Linked DNA regions of Homo sapiens: regions 1, 2 and 3 are each linked to region 4. The links are chromatin loops, found by intact Hi-C in ENCODE. Cell type or tissue: ascending aorta. All regions are shown on one strand. Links, peaks and the distances in the headings refer to the core of each region. The heading gives the core; the rest is flanking DNA. Region 1 overlaps MLLT3 (MLLT3 super elongation complex subunit). Region 2 has its middle 30 kb from the start of IFNW1. Region 3 overlaps FOCAD (focadhesin). Region 4 overlaps MLLT3 (MLLT3 super elongation complex subunit).

What was found. Hi-C counts contacts between places; a loop is a spot of excess contacts. Peaks named below come from ENCODE experiments on the same cell type or tissue, not always from the same donor. Only the 100,000 strongest peaks of a DNase experiment are listed, where the experiment ranks them.
Region 1: a loop joins it to region 4, with 2.0 times the contacts of the local background. A loop is called at or near these places in 2 of 110 quality-filtered maps.
Region 2: it touches region 4 in a loop (5-fold over the local background); 45 of 110 quality-filtered maps call a loop at or near these places.
Region 3: it touches region 4 in a loop (7-fold over the local background); 86 of 110 quality-filtered maps call a loop at or near these places.

What each region holds. Positions count from the first base shown.
Region 1 is chr9:20,435,241-20,440,240 of GRCh38, reverse strand. The region is part of intron 4 of MLLT3 (MLLT3 super elongation complex subunit); the gene reads left to right. Among named protein-coding and RNA genes, the nearest start is that of MIR4473, 27 kb to the right of the region's middle. In ascending aorta, for the core only: no CTCF peak of the experiment used is centred there; a DNase peak (open chromatin) is centred at 2,670; H3K27ac peaks cover 347 bases.
Region 2 is chr9:21,108,209-21,114,797 of GRCh38, reverse strand. No RefSeq gene overlaps it. Among named protein-coding and RNA genes, the nearest start is that of IFNW1, 30 kb to the left of the region's middle. In ascending aorta, for the core only: a CTCF peak has its summit at 3,650 (motif pointing right); no DNase peak of the experiment used is centred there.
Region 3 is chr9:20,938,538-20,943,537 of GRCh38, reverse strand. The region is part of intron 28 of FOCAD (focadhesin); the gene reads right to left. Among named protein-coding and RNA genes, the nearest start is that of HACD4, 91 kb to the left of the region's middle. RefSeq lists a silencer at 2,169-2,218. In ascending aorta, for the core only: a CTCF peak has its summit at 2,265 (motif pointing right); a DNase peak (open chromatin) is centred at 2,297.
Region 4 is chr9:20,353,512-20,358,511 of GRCh38, reverse strand. It overlaps MLLT3 (MLLT3 super elongation complex subunit), which reads left to right. Exons shown (of 11, transcript NM_004529.4): 9 at 3,633-3,704; 10 at 4,916-4,987. All of the region lies in intron 3 of LOC124902129 (a long non-coding RNA gene), which reads right to left. Among named protein-coding and RNA genes, the nearest start is that of MIR4473, 55 kb to the left of the region's middle. In ascending aorta, for the core only: a CTCF peak has its summit at 2,013 (motif pointing left); a DNase peak (open chromatin) is centred at 1,971; H3K4me3 peaks cover 1,028 bases; H3K27ac peaks cover 1,607 bases.

The DNA.
Region 1 (5,000 bases), core at 1-5,000, 82 kb before region 4:
ATCTGAAGGCACAAATTCAATTGTAGGATCTGCTGCTAATTTACCTTGGGCTTAGGTTTGTATAAATCTAAAATAAGCATAATATCTCCTTTCTCCCATTTGAGATTATTAAATGCTATCTGGTACATAGTTAAGTAGTCAGCAGATAATTAGTTTATTTATTGACATGACTTTTTTTCTGCAGATTTATTATATTTTTGGTTAAACCATAATTTTCTGTTATCTGGAATGGTGAAAGTAAAAGGTTTCCATTACAAGGATTTGACATAATAATAATGTTCTACCAGAAAGAACATATTTTAGTTTCAAGAAGGAATCTAACATTTTCCCTGATTTTGAAATAAGTATGTGTTAATTTTAGAAAGTGTGGACATCTAGAAAAGCAAAAAAGAAGAAAATAAGTCATTGTAATCTTTCTGGTGACTATAACCTCTGTCAGTATTTCACATTATATTTTTATGTAGATGAGATCCCACTGAAAATCTATATTTTGCATTTAATATATTAAACATAACGCATAGATTTTAAACATATATGACTTTATTCTATGTCCTCACACTTCAGAGGATTGATATAAACTTTCTGGTTGTTGAGAACTTACCATTAATGTGTTCTATTGCTTTCTTTCTCCGCCATCCCCCCACTCCCCTTCCTGGTGCTCTGCTTCTCAAAATTAAACTTACTGGCTTAAGACCCAGAAATTTTAACATTGAGAACAAAAGAACTGTTTTGCACAAATTTGAAATTTTCTCTTCATGGTTTTGACAATACAGAAGTATGATGTACTAGCTTTTTTTTTTTTTTTTCCTGATGACTGTTTAGTCCATAGATCAGTTATTTGGAAAGATCTGTAAATATTTTGTTTCTGTTTTTGTTTTTGTTTTTGAGATGGAGTCTTGCTCTGTCACCCAAGCTGGAATATAGTGGTGCCATCGCGGATAACTGCAGCCTCTGCCTCCTGGGTTCAAGGGATTCTCCTGCCTCAGTCTCCTGAGTAGCTGGGACTACAGATGTACGCCACCACGTCCAGCTGATTTTTGTATTTTTTTGGTAGAGTCGGGGTTTCACCGTGTTGGTCAGGTTGGTCTTGAACTCCTGACCTCAAATGATCTGCCCACCTCAGCTCCGAAAGTGCTGGGATTACAGATGTGAGCCACCGCACCTGGCCTAAGATTTGTAATTTAATATAGATTATTGCAGGTGTAGATTTTGCAGCTTGTCTTTGCAAATATGATTCACACCTTCCCTTTCACTATAGGGTACATTGTGGGCCTGTGGGTAGTGTGAAATGGTAAAATAATGGACAGATTGAGTGAGATAAGGATCCCTATTCATGAAACAAACTGGTCCAATCAACTACAGTTAGAGTAAAATGAAGTAAAATAAAAATTTAGTTGGCCTTACAAATATCAGCCTTTACATGAACTTGTGGTGACTTAAGATAGGAATTTATATGGGTAATATAGACAGAAGTCCATGCGTATGGTGACCATTGTGTCTTTGGGCAAATTAAAAATAAATGTCATGCTTATAATCCCAGCATTTTGGGAGACTGGGGCAGGAGGATCACTTGAGGCCAGGAGTTTGAGACCAACCTGGGCCACAGAGTGAGACCTGTCTCTACAAAAAATAAAATAAAGTAAAATAAAATAAAATTAGCTTGGTGTAGTGACAAACCTCTATAGTCCTAGCTGCTCAGGAGGCTGAAGTAGGAGGATCGCTTGAGCCCAGGAATTTGAGGCTCCAGTGAGTTATAATTTCTGTTACTGCACTACAGCCCCAGCCTTGGTGACAGAGCAAGACCCTGTCTCTAAATAAATAAGTAAAGTGCTGCTACCTCTCCCCACTCTATAACACCCCAGCCCAAGGAGCATGGCATGGCTAGCATAGTGTAGCTGAATTTCAGCTAATCCTCATCCCATTGGCCACACTTCCTATGCAGGGTACCATCTGGACAACCATTTGCAGTGGCACTATTTATAGGTTCATAAAAAAGGTGATTTTGATGTTAAAGCTATCTTGTTTGATATAGTCTAGACAGAGTTATCTGGAGAAATAATAAATACATCTTTCTTGAAAATTTGTTATCAGAGTGTTCTGGTTTTGAATAGTCATGTTCTTTCAAAGGTTTAGCTTGACCTCTCATTCTGCCACTCTGCTTTGTGCTTTTAGCTTATAACACTATTGTCCAGCATTCATAGATATCTATAAAGGTCTGGTTTAAGCATAGGGAGCAAAAACTTTTGATAAGACTGTTTTGCTAAACCAGGGGTTTCAAATGCCAGTGACTATGAGACCAAGCTAATCCTTTGAAAGAACATGGCTACAAAAACTAGAGGACCAGCTGAATAATGTAGCCCTTGCTGTAGGGAATTTCACACAAAAGATAGTTATTTATTGTTTTTTTAAAGTAAAGATTAAGTGAAGTGGAATTTTCCTTTCTGATGATTTTGAGCTCTGAATACTTTGGCAAAGAGATCATCAGTGAGCTCTAAATCAGGAATATTCTAGATCAGCATTAATAAAAATACCTTCTACTATGTTCCAGTTTTAAGATGTACTTTATCTGATTTGGCTCTTCATATGGGTCTCAGGGCCAGGGCTAGAACTACTTCTAGTTGAGTCATTTCTCTTACGTCCCCTTTGTATTTTTTCTTCCTAGATTTCTGTTCCTACTCTTGAGAGAAGGGATTGGCTTCTTTCGTCCACTACACCCTCTCCCAGGGTCAGGTTTCTTGAGCTTCTTTACTTCTCTATACACACCAACCCCTGGGATCATTTTATCTGAAATCTCTTCTTTTTTATTTTTTTCTGGAAGATATTTTTGTGGCTTATATACGTACACTTAATTTTGGCTTCAGTTTATTTTTCTTTTTTAATTAAAAAAAGCTGTAATTAAACCTTTATTCTGATTTACCTTTTTAAAATGAAAATAGCTTGACATCAGATGTATGTGCCTCTGTACTGCAGAGCAACATAGAATGTGAATGTCTCACAGGTCTTAGGTTAAACTACTTTGGATTGATCAGCCTTAAAGATAATAGTGACACCTATAGAAATTGAGATGTGTAGTAACTTTCTCACTGCTCAATTTTCTGCATACTGATCTTGATTTTTTTTTAATGCAATGGATACAGCATAACAGTTAGAAAGGCAGACTCATAGCACAGCCCTTTTTTTCAAATGCTGGTATTGGTGCTTAGTAGCTGTGTGTCTTTGGGCACATTACTAATCTCTATCAGTCTGTTTGCTCATTTGTAAAATGAGGTGTTGGTACCATCTACCAGGATATAGTAGTTGTGAGGATGACTTGAGATAATGCATGAGAAATGATTAGCACAGTGACTGCTGTTTAGGAAAAACCCATGAACACTTTCATTATTTTTAATACATTTAGATTCTGGGCATGTGGATCAGGGTGTATTTTTATGGCTATAAAATGAGTAAATCATACAGTTTTGTAGCTGATGAAATTCTTTGATATAATAGGTCAAGGTCACCATTTTACAGATGAGTAAACTAAGGCATCAAATACTGAAATCAGTCAAGCAAGAGATAGCTGAGTCAGGGTTTTTGTTCATTGTTCTTGCATATTCTTTCTACGGTTACACATAGTGATATTAGCTTTCTTTTTGGAAATGCAATGAAAAGAAGACAAAGAATTAAAAAATAAAAATCCCCAGGGCCACTTCTCTTAGTTGCATTAGGACCAATGGAGCAATCTTGCATGAGTCTCCTTTCTGAAGACAACTTGGGTAAACTGCCAGTGAAGCAGTTCACTGGTTGGCAGCAACGGACTTCATATTTTTGTTTATTGCTTTGTAGACTAAAGTTTCCTGTATTTCTCTTGCTTCTGAAAATACAATTTATGTGGAGAATATGATAATTAGAAATCCCTTTCCCCTAAACTTTTTAAAGCCAGCATCAACCTATCTGTGGGGATTGGTTAAGTTTGCATTTTCTGTAAGTTAAGAGGCAATCATAATTTTTGGAGTTTTTCTTTTACTCAGTTGAACAGCAAGGTTATGCATGACTTTATATGTGGTCTAAAAATGGTTAATGCAACATTAATCAGCATATGAAAAAGCCTATCATAAAGTCAAGAAATAACTGTAATCTACCAGGGTTTTGAAAGTAGAGATACAAGTAAGCCATGGGGTATTGTGATTCTTTGAGTGCTTAGATATTAAAAGATTTTCCGCTCAGGGTAGGAAAGTAGGATGGTAGTACCCTTTAATAGAATTAGTTTACCGTGGCTGACTTTGCTACCTTTTCTCTGGGGGAGCTACTTTGGCCTCTTTATAGTCATATTCCACTACCCCGCCATGCGTGTACAGTCCTTAGCATTTATGATCTAAAAATGGTTGAGAATATTTGAATCTAGGACCGATAAGACAGGCTCAGGAAATCCAAGATGCTTTTCAAGTCCTGGAAGACTTCTGGCAGAAGATTTTTATTCTTTTGTTTCTGCTTCATAGATTGAAGTTCCCTATACAAAACTAATTTCTTTTGCTTCTGAAAATCAAGTTCGAGAGGACCTTCCTAAGTCTTCCCGTACTCCTTTTTCCTTCAGATACCATCCTTACACCTCCCACTTTCTGCCTACATAGCTCGGAGTGTATAAATAAACAAAAATAAAAATGTCCTTCCAAGAGGCATTTTTTAGCTTAGTGCTTGCCTTATCTGGAGGACATATAAATACTTTTCATTTTGAAGTATTTGAGTACCTACTGTGGGCCACACTTAATGCCAGATTTTGGGTATATAGTGAAAGATCACTGAGTTGTTTTGCTTTCTATCAAGCCTTAACCCTTGGTCAACTTTTAAGGGATAATAAATTCTCATCTTTTAATAGGATTGGAATAATCTACCTCAGTTTCTTCTTTTTTTTAAAAAACACTGGGTGTGGTGGTGAGCACCTGTAGTCCCAGCTACTAAGGAGGCTGAGGCAGGAGGATTGCTGGAGCCCAGGAGTTCGAGTCTAGCCTGGGTAACATACT
Region 2 (6,589 bases), core at 810-5,809, 760 kb before region 4:
AGTTTTTTTTTTACCTAAAGTCTATTTTGTCTAGTATATTTACCCCAGCTCTCTTTTGGCTATCAATTGTGTGAAATAATTTTCTCCATCCTTGCACTTTCAGCCTAGTTATGTTCTAAAGCTAAACTGAGTCGTTTGAAGGCAGCATATTGTTGAACAATTGAGCATCTTTGAAATAGTATCAATAGAAAGAGGAGTGTAGGTACCAACAAGGAAAGGTTTGGAATGTAGTAGACCATATCTTTTGTTTTCACTTCTGTAAGAACAGCTCTCCAGCCATGGCAATGGGGCCTGCCAGCTATGTTGTTACTGCCTATGGCTAACAAAACCAGTACAAGTAAATCAGAAAATTATTCTAAGAATTTGACTCAAAAAACCTAAAGCCTTAGAGTTAGAAACTAAATAATGCTAATGAGAATATTCTGAGAACGATGAGATTTACCTAGTTCTCACCTTTTCTGAGGCCTGATTGTTTAATCTTTACTTGTACTTTGTGAGATATAATAGTATTGACGCAATAATTACCTTGCAGCCTGTATTGATACAGGTTGTCATATTTTGTAAAAAGCATGTGTGTGTGTGTGTGTGTGTGTGTGCATGTGTGCATGCGTGCTCACGTGTGTGTTAGGACAGAGAGAATTAAGTCTAATAAGTGCTATATAGAAGACTTCTCATCCCCCATCATCACAGTCATCATTGTGATTGTCTGAATTCCAGTCTCCCACAATCACCCCTCTGTTTTTCAACACGGCGTGGATCAAGGTGAAAAGTATGCTTCCTAAAGTTTAAGAATATAATGTGTTTCCCACAATAGATTCACAATGGGGAGTCAGCTTATATGTTTTTGCCTTCTTGTGTGTTTAATTTTTTTAGCATACTGCCCAGTTTCCCTCACACTCTGATTCGTTTATATTTTTTAAATATTTTCTTAGTGGTTACCATGGAAGTTACAATTAACATTCTATATTTACAACAATCTAGTTTGAATTGATACCAGCTTAGATTTAACAGCGTACAAAATCTTGACTCCTATGCTGCTCTGTCTCCCCTCCGACCTCTTGTCTTTAAACATTGTTTGCCCATTCACATAGATTAGTAATTATTGTTTTATGCATTTGACTTTTAAATCATATAGGAAATAAAAAGGGGAGTACAATAATATTATTTATATTTACCTACCTTTACCAAAGTTCTTTATATGCCTTCAAGTTACTGTCTAGTGTCCTTTTATTTTAGCCTAGAAGGCTCGTTAGCATTTCTTGTAGGACAGATCTACTAATGATGGACTCAGTCAGCTTTTGTTTATCTGGAAATGTTTTTATCTCTCTTATATTTTTGAAGAATAGTTTTGCTAGACATAGAATTCTTCGGTTATTTTTCCTTTCAGAATTTTATATATGCCATCCCACTACCCTCTGGCCTCTGTGTTTTCTAATAGGAAACCTGCTGTTAATGTTATTGAGGATCCTTTGTATGTGAGAGTCACTTCTCTCCTCCGGCTTTCAAGATTTTCTCTATGTTTTTGGCTTTCAATCATTTGATTATCCTGTGTGTGATCTATTTGTCTTTATTCTACTTGAAGTGTGTTGAGGTTTTTTGATGTGTAGACTCATATCTTTCACCAAACTTGCTAAATTTGGGGCCACACTTCTTCAAATATTTTTGCTGCCCCTTTTCTCTCTCTTTTCCTCCTGTAGTTCTCATTATATATATATGTTAGTATGCTTGATGGTGTTCCACAAGTCCTCTAAACTCTATATATTTTCCTTCATTCATTTTTTTGCTCTGTGGTCCTCAGCTGCATAATTTCAATTGATCTGTCTTCAAGCTCATTGAGTCTTCTGTCTACTCAAATCTTCTGTTAGACCCTTCAAGTGAAGTTTTCTTTTTCAATTTTTGTACGTTTTAGCTAGCAAATTTCTATTCAGTTCCTCTGTATAATTTCTTTCTCTTTATTGGTATTCTTTGATCTGATGTTGTTCTCCTGTATTCCTCTAATTAATTAGAAATGGCTTCCTTTAGGTGTTTGAACTTATTTAATACAGCTGGTTTAAGTTTTTGTCTAATAAATTTAATATCTGGGCTTTTGGGGGAAGTTTCTATTCATGACTTTTCCACCTGTGTATAAGACATAGTTTCTTTGCATTCTTATATTTTTTTGTTGAAAAGTGGACATTTTAATAATAAACTGCAGCAACTGTATAAATTAGTTCCCCATCCCCCAAGAGGTTGTTGTTGCTGCTTGTTGTGGGTTGTTATTTGTTTACTTGCTGTCTTTTCTGCACTAATTCTGTAAAGTCTGTATTCGTTAGCACATGTGCCCACTGAAGTCTCTAATCAGTTAGCTTAGTGGCCAGCTAATGACTGAACAGAGATTTCCTTAAGTATCTGGAACAAATAAATCTCTCAGTTTTAGCCAAGAAGCTCTGTGTGCATGTTGAAGTGCATGTTTAATACTTAGCCAGGCAGTTTTCAACCCTGCCTTGGCCTTCAGTTTCTGCTTATGATAAAAGTCAGCCAGAAGTGAAAGACTGGGTCTTTCCTGAACATGTGCACAAACTTACACATGTACAATGCCCTTCTAGATTCCCAAAAGTATGCTAGAATTTGTCAAAGCCCTTATAGACATCTCATCTCTGTTTTTCCTTTTAAGATTTTCAGTTGGTCATTATTTACTACAACCGTAATTAATCACCTCAGGTAGCAACTATATCAAAACACTGGCCTGTAAATGTCTTTAGTCAACACTCCTCAGGGAGAGTCTTTTAGCTTTGAGTGAGCTCCCAGACAGCTTAAATAAAGATAAGTCTTTCTACTAGGGTATTTCGAAGTCAAATAATGACAATCTTTAGGAATGAAGCTATGAAGGCACTCCAGATTTTTTCTATTCCCAGTGGTACCAGGAAGGAAGCCCATTGCTTTTTAAGGCTACCACTGAACTTGATAATGGGTGATGGGATTAATTCAAGTTAATATGCCACAAATCTGGCTATACTTACACTTACAGCTGTTTTCCTCAAATAAATGCTCCTGGGTTGTTGCATGCCTTGGGATAACTCATAATATTGTAAAAAGATTTATTCTGACAAATTTTGCTCATTTTTTCTTTACTTTTATGAAGGGGCAAATTTTTTAGAGATTTTTACTCTGCCATTGTTTCTCATGGCACCACTTTCTACCCATTTTTAAAAGCATCTGAGAAAACGAACCCCTAGAAACAAAATTGGGCCCTCCTGGAACATTAATTTGAACATAATGTCAGGGTTTAACAACCCTGAGGTTCAATTTTTTGTTTCATTGAAAACACAACACAAACAAAAATATAGCCTTGTTGTTCTGATTAGTGTCCTGTGTGAATGTATGTTCCCTTTTCTTTTTTAAATTACTTAACAAAAATGGGAAATAACAAGATTATCTTGGGAGTAAAAAAGAATACAGTGATCGAAAAACAAATTTCACATTTCTGGGATCACTATTATGAATTAGAGGTTTTGTGTGGGCTTCATTTATGCATTTGTTTCTTTGTTTTTACTTAGGCAGCACATCAAACTGTCCTTTCTTTACATTCTAATTTCCTGAATTATTCCCAGCTAATGACCATGGTAAAGTTATCAGTATGTCGTCTCTAAGCCAGTATTTGACGTATAGCCAGTAGATGGCAGTATAACATCAAGCGTACATACCTGGTTAAGAGTGACAGCACTAGTCAAAGCAACACTCCAAAGCTGAGGGTCTAGAGCACAGAAAAAGAGTTCCCTAAAATCTTTATTCTTCCATTGTTTTAGTTTGATCCTGTCCAACATTGGATCAGGATCACCAAAGAAAGGCCATTAAAAACCTACAGAAATAGATGGAAAGCATGGTGTAATGAGGGAACCCCTGGTGCTTATGTGCTACACTCAGACCCAAGAGAATTCATCTGCCTTCTTGGTAAAAGGTTGGGGTAGAGACATAGTAAAGGAAGAGTCTACATGGTGCTCAGGTAAAAGTTTCAGTTGTTTATTTCATTATAAATGTACCTTGCTACAGTTTCAAATATGTCTTGAAAAACACTTCAGAAGCTATAACAATCAATGATGGCAACAGTATTACCACTATTTTAAAAAGTTTTCAATTCCAGGATGAGAACTGTCTTCAGAGCCAGTTTGCAGGCTAGACAAGAATATCAAACTCATCACTTTATATTGATAGCATGTTTCTTCTTAAAATGAAAATTGTTTAAGTTGATCACTGTTCTATTGATTACATGACTCCTGAAACATGCAGGAATATATTTGGAATATGTGACGCTAATCTAGCTTATTGCATCCAAATGCATTCCTTCTAAGAGCATTTAAATTAATATGCTTTTATTTCCTAAAATCAGGAATGAATTTCTCTTCATCAACTTCGTGGAACTTCCCATATATTTATTTATGAACATAAATTCACATGCATACGGATCTACTTATCTCCTATCTCTTATACATACTATGTTGACCAAAAGCAACAGTATCAGTAAGAGCTGGCAGTAAATAATAAAATCAGTTAAAAGTTCTGAAATACTTTTAAAATGTTATTTTAAAGTACTATGCAATTTTTAGTTCAAAAATAAGAGAAAATTTAAATTTCTTTTAAAAATATATTGTCTGAAATTAATAATAATTAAATAATTGAAGGAAGTATAAATGTTAAAAACATATAAAAGTAATGCAAGAAGTAAAGCATAAAGCAATAAAGTGAAGAACCAAACACATAATAGTTAAGATAATAAATATAAGCTGCTTAGAGTTCCCTATTAAAAGAAAAAAGTCTTGATTGGCTTAAAACCAAACCCCGTTATTACTCTACATATGAGAAAAGCCTAAAATTAAAAATACTAAAACAGTAAAAGAAGAAGATGGGCAAGAAAGAGAAAAGCAATACAACAAAGGAAAAATAGAGGTGGCAATATTAATATCAATGAGATATTGATTAATATAAATATTGATACTTGTGGGAATTCAATGAACATTTGAGAAAGAGTATCAATATACATAGGAAACAAATAGGATTTATAACCAAATTATAAAAGACATAGAACTGAAATTTAATATACAATATACAGAAAAAAGTTAGCAAATATAGAGAAACAAACAAAAATGTCATTTTAATATTGACATTTTTAGCATTGTGATTTAAAATATAGCATAGAAAAATAACAAGAATAATTTCAAATATAATTGAAAAAGATACATTATTGGCTAAGATTCTGGGGCACTAAGTTACAACTTAGAATAAAAAATATATTTTTCATATATTTATAAATCATTCACAAAAATTACCCTGTATTAGATTACAGAAAACTATCAAATTCCTCCAGAGAAAAAACACTCTAAGTTGTATAATTAGATCACAATGCCTGGAATTATTCTTTTTAAAATGATTTTTAAAGCGAACATTTAGATATTTAAAATCATACTGACACATTCAGTTAAGTCAGGAAGAAAAAGTAAAATAAGTAGTTTAGTTAGTAATGGAATTAAAGCACTATTCTTAAAATATATTGAAGCAAAGCTACATACAGAGGTAAACATTCATCAAACATAGGAATTAAAAAGAGGTTAGCCTCACTCCTTAAAGTCAATGAAAAGATGTTCAAAATCCACTAATATAAATAATAAAAGCTAATGTTTATTGAATGTTCACACTGCAACAAGGACTGTGCTAAGCACTTTACAGGAAGCACTTTAAATCCTCACCAATCCTATCAAGCTCTTAAACAATGTCTTATTCTCCACAGCCTGCCAGTAAGTAATAATGACTCTCATTTATTGAGCACCTACTCTGTACAAGAATATCTATTATATAGCAGAACTATGATTCAAAGCTAACTTATCTTCCCCAGTTCCATATATTTTCCACTGTGACAACATTTAAAATCACATTAATAAATTAATTAATCATTATTAAGAAGTGTATCTTAGAAATGGAAGGAAGACTTGATGCTATAATGCATCATGTAACATTTCAGAGTTGGATAAGTGGTAGTTCCATAAGGATTAGTTGTAATGTGGAATTTAAACCAAAAAAAAATGAGTTTTCAAATTATGTTACATAGAAGTTTATGAATAAGCCATACACTGAATGGATCTCTTTTGCCCATGCTAAATTTTATAATATATGAATTCGTTATTTAGGAAATATTGGTTCACTGAGTTTTGCGGATGTTACAAATGTGTATTTAAATTTCAATCTATATTATCGAACGATTCAATGGCCTATATCACCACTATTATCACCACAAAAGTTTGAAGAATAAGGAAGTTATCAACCTCGTAATGACGGATACAAATTTTTCCAAAATTCCAATTTTCTACTAAGATCTCAAATGTTATCACTGGTGACAAATACTGGTGATTGTTGCCCTTGAAGTGACAGGTTCACTTGATAAATATTTTGAAAAACTGTCAAATGCCCAAGTCTCAATAACTACTGTTTGTCTGTCTGTCATTCTTTCCACTAAAAATGTTATTCTGCTAAAGAGTGGCTACTTCAGTTCACAACTCAATCGCATGAGTGCATTTCCTTGACACAATCATTTTCTATCAGTATGAGCCATAAGCACAGT
Region 3 (5,000 bases), core at 1-5,000, 590 kb before region 4:
GAAGGATAGACAGGCTACAGGATTTGCTCAAGGTCACACAGAGAGCATCCAGCAGAGCACGGCCAATACAAGGGGATTTTTTTTATTCCTAGCCTTCTGCCCCATCTGCCAAACCCAAAGCCCCTCTCAGTGCCCTTCATGGTGCCATGATGGAATACGTATGAGAAGGCACCGTATCTCAAGTGTGTTTTTCTAGTTTCTGTTGCATAACGATCAGCCATTCAAAAATCCTTCGTAAAGAAGCTACTACAGTAATAATCCATCATTAGTCAGGCAGAACTGCTGTTACAGCTTCGTAAACTTAACAAGCTCAATGCATTTTCAACCAGTTAAATCAACATCTAAGATCTCAATAGAACATGCTTTTGAGACTAATCACATTTACGGAAGAGGAAAGGCTACTCTTGATTAATATGAATGTAAAGCCTTTGCTATTATTTAGAATCTACAGGGAAGTTTTTTGGCTATCTTTGTATATTGATGCATATAACAATTTGACAGAATTAGACCAAAGATATAATTAGACAAAATTTGATTAATACTTAGACACATTTGACTGTTGTTCTCTCTTTGACTATTTAACTGCTACTTATGCTTAAGATTTCAAATGTTACTTCCTCAGAGACATCATCTCTCGCCCAGCAGAGAGCCTCTTTAATACTCTCCCACAGCACCCTGTGCTAATTTACTTCATACAATTTTAATTATAAACTCTGATGAAAATTATTTGGGGTATTGGTTGATTATTATCTCTTCCCTGGCCTGAAAGCTCCATAAGGGTGGGTATACCTTTTCTGTTTTTTTCCCTACCACAGTATCTGCTGCACCTAGTATACTGCTTGGCGTATACAGGCACTCAACCAGTATTTATTGAAAGCTGAAGAACTAACCAAATGAAGAATTTTAAGAGTCTAGAGTAGAGAGAAGATCTACAGAGGAAGAAGAAAAAAGCAAGGCTTGATTCTTATGTTTAGTAGTAGGCAAATTTTATAAGTAGTAAAATTCACTGAACGTATCATGCAAGATTCAACCAAGAAAATTCAGTTTCTGTTTCTTGCCAGACTAATTTCAGAAAGAGGAATATTGGGCTCATCTGGAAAACAAATTCCTCTCAAAGCTCATTCCAATAGGGTTTAACTTTCTGAATAAACAAGGAAGTATGTAAGTCTTGCTTTTCAGGCTATCCTGGGCACATAAATATCTCTATCCCCTAGATTGAAGCCCCTCTTTCATCATCTCAGGAGATAGATGTATTAAGGCTTTGAAAAACACATCTGTTTCTAGTTCACATTTACCTAAAATTTATCATAGCAATTATTACTATAACCTGAGCAACGTTATAATTCACTAGCGATTCTATTCATTGCTACAGCGGCAGTTAAGTGACTGGTGTAACATATGAATATATAACAGTGTATGTATATACATGCTATGGCATATACATCTATTGCCCCTCTGAATAGGTCCCCTCTCATTCATCTCAATTTTCCAGTATGCACCAATAATGTAGTCCTAAAACTTTATTCCTGATTTCCCTCTGATTTCTAAATCTTCTATATTTTAATGTGTTTATTCTTGTTCTAAGTCTTAAAATGTTCCCCCAGGTGCTTAGTTCAGCAATTCCACATATTTACCTCATTCTAGCTTCTCTTTGATATGTCTGCCAGCTTTGAACCAAGAATAGCTTGGGCAGAGGTAGCTTTTATAACTTTCTGTCCACTGAAAGCAAAAAGGAGTTAAGTGTTGGTGTCTCCAACAGAGGAAATAAAAACAAATTATAATATTGGGTATGAAACTGAACTTTGGAGTTGCTAACATAAATGTTCTATAAGAGTGCTAACAAATGATAAAGATAATTTGAGTTTTTAAATTCCATACACTATTATGTCATTACTTATTTGAATCTATTATCAGAGTATATTAAAATATCACCAGCAAAAGAAATCCTGAAACTTAAAAGCTAAGCAATTCTGATATTTGTGTTGCTGCATCAACTCAGATATATATTTTTTAAAATTAATCAGAGATGAATCTTCAATTCCCTAGTTTACTGTAGGCAATCCTGCAGATTAAGTACTAGGCCATCTAATAATTAGTTCTAATAACAGTTAACATTTATATAGCGCTTTGCCCTTTACAAAGCGCTATACAAATGTTATCGCATTTCTAAAAGCTCAGTAGTAATTAACCAAAGCTTGGGTCATTGATGACTGCATGACTACAGTTACGGCTGTGAGGATCACAATGGCACAATGAGCTACCACTAGATGGCAGTAAAATCTTAGTGATAGGCTCACGAACACCAGCCTGGCCAGGTGTGCGGGTTCTTTCAGCAGGGAGATGTCCATTAAATCGGGAAGCATGGTGAATTTGCTCTGGGTGAATTCTATCATTTGAGGGAGTACACTCCCGCATCTACTAACTACCTTCTAGTAAGACTTCCACTGTTTCACTTGAGGGAGGCTTGCCCTAGACTCCTGAAATCTCATTAGATAAGGGAATACTTTAAATCATGAGTCAGGCTTTCAGGTCTGGGTCTAGTTAAAAAGCAGAAGGAAGAATTAAAATATTAAAAAAAAAAGTGTGGGTGACACTTGCATGTCAGAAAAAAAATAAATACACAGTATACTGTCCAGCATCAAACTGCTTTCCTTCTATTGAAATGTGTTATCCATACTGTGTTATGTAAGAAAGAAAAATGGCTTTGAAGTCAGATGTCCCAGGTTTCTCTCTTGGCTCTGCCACTTATTAAGCATATGACCCTGAAACAAGCCTCCTATCTGAGACTCACATTCTTTATCTGTAAACCAAAGTGATGATGATTCCTACTTCAGTATCATGTTTAGGTTGTGACATGGATGTAACTCCATGAGAAACAGATGTGAAAATGCCTAGCTCAGTATGCAGCTGCTCAGTAAGTATCAGTTGAACCTGAAGCCAAAAAGAGAACTATGCTGGGTGCAGTGGCTCACATCTGTAATCCCATTACTTTGGGAGGCCAGGGTTGGGAGGATTACTCGAGGCCAGGAGTTCAACACCGGCCTAGGCAACACAGTAAGACCCTGTCTCTACAAAAAATAAAAAAATTAGTCAAGCATGGTTGCATATGCCTGTAGTACCAGCTACTTGAGGCTGAGGCAGGAGGATTGCTTGAGCCCAGGAGGTCGAACTTGCAGTAAGCCATGATTGTGGTATCACTGCACTCCAGCCTGAGCAACAGAGTGATATCCTATCTCAAAAAAAAAAAAAAAAAAGGGAGAACTGCACAAGGACTGACACCTAGAGAGCATTAGTAATGATGAAGCACTAAACTTCATTAACCGTAGAACTAAAAGTTTGGAGAGGATGGAAGAAGGACTTCTTGAAGGGCCTGAGCTTTTAATTGGGCTCTAACAGACAGGCAAGTGTCCACTAACTGGACAGGAAGTCCAGGCCTACCCGTCTCTCTCTCAATATAGTTGTTCATTAAAAAGGATAGAAAACCAAACGCAGCATGTTCTCAGTCATAGGTGGGAATTGAACAATGAGAACACTTGGACGCATGTTCTCACTCATAGGTGGGAACTGAACAATGAGAACACTTGGACACAGGGTGGGGAACATCACACACTGGGGCCTGTCGTGGGGTGGAGGGAGGGGGGAGGGATAGCATTAGGAGATACGCCTAATGTAAATGACGAGTTAATGGGTGCAGCACACCAACATGGCACATGTATACATATGCAACAAACCTGCGCGTTGTGCACATGTACCCTAGAACTTAAAGTATAATTTAAAAAAAAGAAAGAAAAAAAATAAAATAAATTTAAAAAATAAAAAATAAAAACAAAAAAAAATAAAATAAAAGAAGGTAAGAATCAACAAAGAAGGTAAGAATGAAGAAATAAGAAACTTATTAGTAACAAAAATAAATTTTAAAGTTAAATATGCTTGGACATACGAAATTTTTAAACACCTCAGTATCTGTATGGTGGGTAATTCATCCCCATGGTACTCCCCGCATTTAAACAACCTTCCTGAAAACTGATGGAGACAATGCCTGAAAGTCACTCCTGACTGTGCCACTGGCTAAAGTTGGCGGCATCTTAATCTCACATTTTTTCCCAACTTTATAACATCTTGAGCTAAGCTACAATGAACATCTTTGGGTGGTAAGAGGAGGCAGGAGGGATGGAAAGAGACATGAAAATATCTTATTCCTAGGTTGTAAAAGGCAATATAAATGCATGGATTAGGTTCAAAATCTCAACTCTTCATTGGATTCAAATAACAGCTAAATTTCCCTATTTTTCTCATTAATCATTTTCTATTTTCAAGATACTTCAACCATGCCATCAAACTCTTTCTTTACTCATATTCAAACCACACTCTTTTTTTTTTTTTTTTTGAGAAGAGAGTCTCGCTCTGTCGCCCAGGCTGGAGTGCAGTGGCACGATCTCGGCTCACTGCAAGCTCCGCCTCCCGGGTTCACACCATACTACTGCCTCAGCCTCCTGAGTAGCTGGGACTACAGGCGCCTGCAACCACGCCCTGCTAATTTTTTTTCTGTATTTTTTTTTCAATTTTTAATTTAATTTTTATTAAGGTAAAATATACATATAAAAGTACCATCTTTATCATTTTTAAGGGTACAGTTCAGTGGTAATAATACATTTATATTCTTTTTAAAAAGTAAATCAGCAAAATGACTGAGAAAAATATTTGTAATAAATATGGTAGACTAAAGTTCATGTACATAATATATAATGAATTCTTAAAAATTGGTAAGATAATCTTTTTTTAATATATCTACAATCTTTCTTTTCTTTTCTTTATTATAAGTTTTAGGGTACATGTGCACAATGTGCAGGTTAGCTACATATGTATACAGGTGCCATATTGGTGTGCTGTACCCATTAACTTGTCATTTAACATTAGGTATATCCCCTAATGCTATCCCTCCCCACTCCCCCCACCCCACAACAGGCCCCCGTGTGTGATGTTCCGCTTCCTGTGTCCAT
Region 4 (5,000 bases), core at 1-5,000:
TATCGTCTATCTGGAGAGGGTAAAAGTTACCTTATCTGATTAAGTAGCATACTCCTGGTTCCTTGGCGTGTTTATTTGGCAAGTGTTGCTTCACACATGTGAATCATCAGTCTGCCAATAATACTGTATTATGTGTCACTTTCTCCATGCACTTGTAAGCATGGTAAGAAAGTCCGTATGCTTCCACTTTTAGCTAGTCTGGGTTAGGAAATATATATACCACAGGAGGGCTTACCTTCTTAGAGCTATGTCTTGGAGCCGAGAGGACAAGTAAAGGTTTCTTAAACCTTGTTTAGTATTGGTTTCCTAGCCCCTCAAATCACTTGCACTGGGGTCAGGTGTGATGCTATCCCTTTAAGTCAAGCTTCTGGGACTTAAAAAAAATTACTAGTATATCTTAATTCTCTATGTTGATGGTATAAGAGAGTAAAAATTTCTTAAAAATCTAAAAGTCAACTAAATTTCACTCTGGAATGACTTTTTAGTCGTATTTGAATGTGTGTGTGTGTGTGTGTGTGTGTGTGTGTGTGCGCAGGAGGGAGGGAGAAAAGTAGGGGGAGAGAGACAGGGATAGAGAAAGAGTATGAATCTGAATTTTCACGATTAATAAAGAGTTGAGAACATACTTGGAAGGACTAACTCCGAAATGGGAACACTCTTGAGTTTCCTCCTTCCATACTCCTTGCCTGTTCTCTCTCTATGAATTGATAATGATCTCTGAGTTTGATAAAGCACCAGGCAAAGCTGAAATGTCCATTGCCTTTTCTCAAATCTTCCAGGGACTAGAGAAGAGGGGAAGTACTAATGGAGTCAAATATTTTCATACTGAATAAAAGTGAACATAGAGTCACACGTCAACCAAGCAAGTAATTAACCTGAGTACTGTTGGGAGCTACTGTCATTAGTATGAAAGATCTATCAGTAGAGAATCCATCTGTGAATAACTGAGTTGTCATTCTTCATAAAGTGATACAGAAAAATATAATCTTGAACGTTTGTCAAGACATTTTCTCAGATTAAAGACAAAAGTGCTACTAAACCACAATTCTTCTATTTTCAGAGACTGCTGTATCTATAAATGGAGTAGCTAGGCAGTCTAGGTAGCTCTGCTTCTCTCAGTACAATTTAATAGGTAATAATAAAGAGTGTTGCGTCATTTCAACCAGAGATGGTTTTTTCACTCCAAACCTCCCTTATGTGAATTTCAAACAAAAACAAAATACCACATCTTTTTTAGCCAGAAGCTTGGCAGGGAGGGAGGGGAGAAAGGACTTGAAGGAAGGAAGTGATCCATTGGACCCGGGTTAATATTCAGAATATCATAAATCACCTATCAGCCTGCAAGGCATGTTGAATGAAATTAAAAAGAGTCTATCCAGTTAAACTGGTTTAAAATAAGCCTGTGGAAGACAAGGTGTTGTACTTTTTTATTCTGGAGTTGTTTCCCTAAAGATAAGAAATGATCATAAATAAAACAATTGTCTTCAGCAGGGCTCAGCTCTCTCAGAATGAGGTTTTGACAAAGCTGTTTATTTTGGAGCAGGGAGAGATCAAAGAAGGAAGATTAACTGAGCCCTCTCTGGGCAGCCACTCAGTAACTTGAGGCGGGTCACTGACACCCGGAGCTTTTGTTCCTGCCACTGCAACTTCAGAAGAAAGAAACTAGGATTTCAATGTATTTTGGCCTTCTGTGCTGTAGCACTTACGGAATGTGTGGGGTGGGACTTCAGCGTCCAAATGTTCTATTTTCTGCTTTGAAGAAAAGGTGGCAGAACTCTCTAAACCTAGTTAGCAAAGTTCTATTGCAAATACAGCGTCCTCAAGTCACTTCAACACCCAGAGTACAGGAGTTGGAGGAGGGGATCGTGGGAGGCAGCGGGATATGATGGGAACAAAATTCAGTTCTGTAATGCACAAGTCAAGCAGGCAGGCACTTTTTTTTTCTTTTTTTCTTGCCTGAAATCTCAGCGGATTGTCTCTGCATGCCCAGCCCAGTATCTGAGTTGGCGAGGAGTGCCATCTACTGACCTACTTGCTCCTAGGTCTCAGCGCTGATTTTTCCCTTGAGATCTCACTTTCAACAACAATGGAGGAGGAAATTCTGAATGTAGTGGAGTATTTGGTTTCCTTTACAGTGGAGCATGTTAAAAACGATTGCCTTGCCTCTGTTAATACGTAATTTCCTTGTGTTGCCAAAAGTATTGTATTTTAAGTTAGCCTGGTCAAATTAGTCATTTGGTTATCTTCATATTAAAAATGATGAAAAAAAGCATGATTGTCAGGAAAGACTGTTAAAAGGACACTTTTTACTCGTGCATTATTCTCAATTAAAATAAAAATATGCCCCTTCAGGAGTATTCGGTCTTTTCCAGGATGTCATGTTCCTATCCTCATCCAGTAAAATGTTTATTAGTAATAAAAAATGTTAAAGCTGAATGGGAATCTGGGTCTTATCTTGTTCATCTCTCCCATTTCATCCTTTGCGGTCCAAAAATATTAAATAATAAGGCTGGGACTTGAACTTGGGCTTCTGAGCCTAATCAGTGCTCTTGCCACTACAGATTAAAAGTGGACTCATTCTTAAAATCTTTATGTTACGGAATGTGGTAAACTTGTGGACAGAAGTGTTACTAAGTTAGGGCACAGAATGGGTAAAGAGAACAGTAGGAATATAAAACCTCTTAAGATAAATTAGGTCCTTTATTTGGCATTTTCCTCCTTTAATATTAGTCTCCAGTTATAACAACTCACTTCATAATGAGTTATAATGAAAAAGACAAATTACTTTGCTTTTTGTGTTTATACACATGTGTAAGCACTCATCATTTATAAATTTAGTGGTTTCAAGCTTTTTCAAGTGAGGACCATTTAAAAATACTTCCCTTTTAATCCTCAGTTTTGAAGATGCTGTCAAAGAAATCAGCTGCATTTATTAAATAATAATTTGCTTCTCCTTTTTATTAAGTAGAAACATAGCTTCCCACCAAAGCTTCTATACAGTATGTAAAGCTATTCATAACTTAAGTTGTAATCAGTCCAGATAAAAGGAAAAGCACTTGGCGTTTTACCAAGGGTAAACACATCATTTCTTAAAACACAGAAGATAGTCGGCCATCTTCATTTCCAAAGCTGTATCAGTTTTGTGCATATGAGTAATTTTAGAATGTGAAAGTTAGGTACTAAAAAGGGCATTTGAGTATTTGTTTTTATCATCCCTAGCATACTGAACACTAGTAGTCATGCTGAAACAGCAGAATGAATAGGAAAAAAATTCTTGCCAGAGGGAACTATAATCTCTGTATAACTCAGCTGCTATACATATGGTGAGAGTGTTGTCGCAAAAGAGAAGCAGCCTTGGAAGCTTAGATCAATTTCCTTATCATCAACTGTGTTGTTTTTTTTTTTTTTTTTTTTTTAGTTCTACTTTTCTGACTCAGCATTTCAGATCTAAGTAATTCATTTTCCAAGGAAAATAAGATTAGAGAGAAGAAGGAAAATGTATAGAAAAGAAATGCTATTTGGAAAGCAAATGTTACTGTACATTTCATTCAGTGGATGCCTTTGTTTAGGTGGCTGGTTAGCTAAGAGATGCTTGAAATAAAATTTAACACAGCGTTCTCTTTGATCCCTAGATTCTTGAAGTGAAAAGTCCAATAAAGCAAAGCAAATCAGATAAGCAAATAAAGAATGGTGAATGTGACAAGGTAGGTTTCTAGTCTGTTACTAGGAGGGCTCCAACACTGACAAGCCTTCCGTTTCTTTGTGTTGCCCTTGATCATCCTTGCTGGTTCTCCTTTCATTTTCTTCATCAAAGTGTCCAAGATGCCCAAATGATGAGTATTTCATCCCAGTGCTTTGTAGTTTGTTTTCCATGTGTTGTTTATATCTTCAGTATTAAGCTTGGCCTTATGCTGTCATTTGCCATGATGCCTACGTTGCCAAGGGATTTCAGGCACATTGAATTGGGAATTAAGAGAATTGTGGTAGAGATAGAATATTAAGGAATCTCAGATGTAGATGAGCAAGACATCTGATGCTAGTGCAGTGTGCTTTCCCAGAGTGTGCGTCATGCTTCTGAAACCTGACTACAACACCTGGTGGGGTTAAGTTGCCTGGTTTGGGCAGAGCCCTAACCTTGCTCTGTAGGGCCAGGGCAGACCTCTGTAATGTTTCACAAATCTTTCATTTGCCTTTATCGCAAATGGTGCTGGGGGCACCCATGCAGTTACACTAACAAAGACTCGTGAGTCTGAGCATATGGAAAGAGAGGTACCCCCTCTCCCCTTTCAGGGGAGCTCTTCACAAATCAGATGATAATTAGATAGTGATCCCTGTTTTTCGTAATACATTCTTCTGTTCTTCTGTCACTTGCTGGCATTGCTTACTAGCAATGTTTGGTATGACCAGGAAGCCTTTTTAAAACAAAAACAAAACAAACAGGAAAAACCCCACAAAATTCCCCTGACTTAATTGGTAATGTACATTCTTGTTTCCATGTTCAAACTTAGAATTTTTTTCTCTTAGAAACCTTCTGAGATTCAAGAATGAAAAAAAAATGAAAGTAGCCTTTGTTAATATGTTTAAACTCACAATTTAGCATTTAATTTCCCTACCTTTTGTAGAGATATTGTTGGAGGAAAGTGAGTCTACTGACTTGAATCTTCATAAGAGCAATTAAGTCCAAGAATTCACTCCAACTCCCTTTTTGAAGTTGGTGTGATAAAGGTAATGACTGGTCCAAGACAGGCTTGTTCTGCAGAGGCCTTTGGGCACTGAGTGCACACAGCCTGGGCTAGAGTGGTGTAATGAGAAACCTCCAGCTGCTGCTGCCTGTGTGTTCTTACTTACATATTCATTTATTTTTGAACTACTACTTAAAGTGCTTGTCCTTTTCGGGGACATTCTTCTCTTTCAGGCATACCTAGATGAACTGGTAGAGCTTCACAGAAGGTTAATGACATTGAGAGAAAGACACATTCTGCAGCAGGTGAGAAATGCTT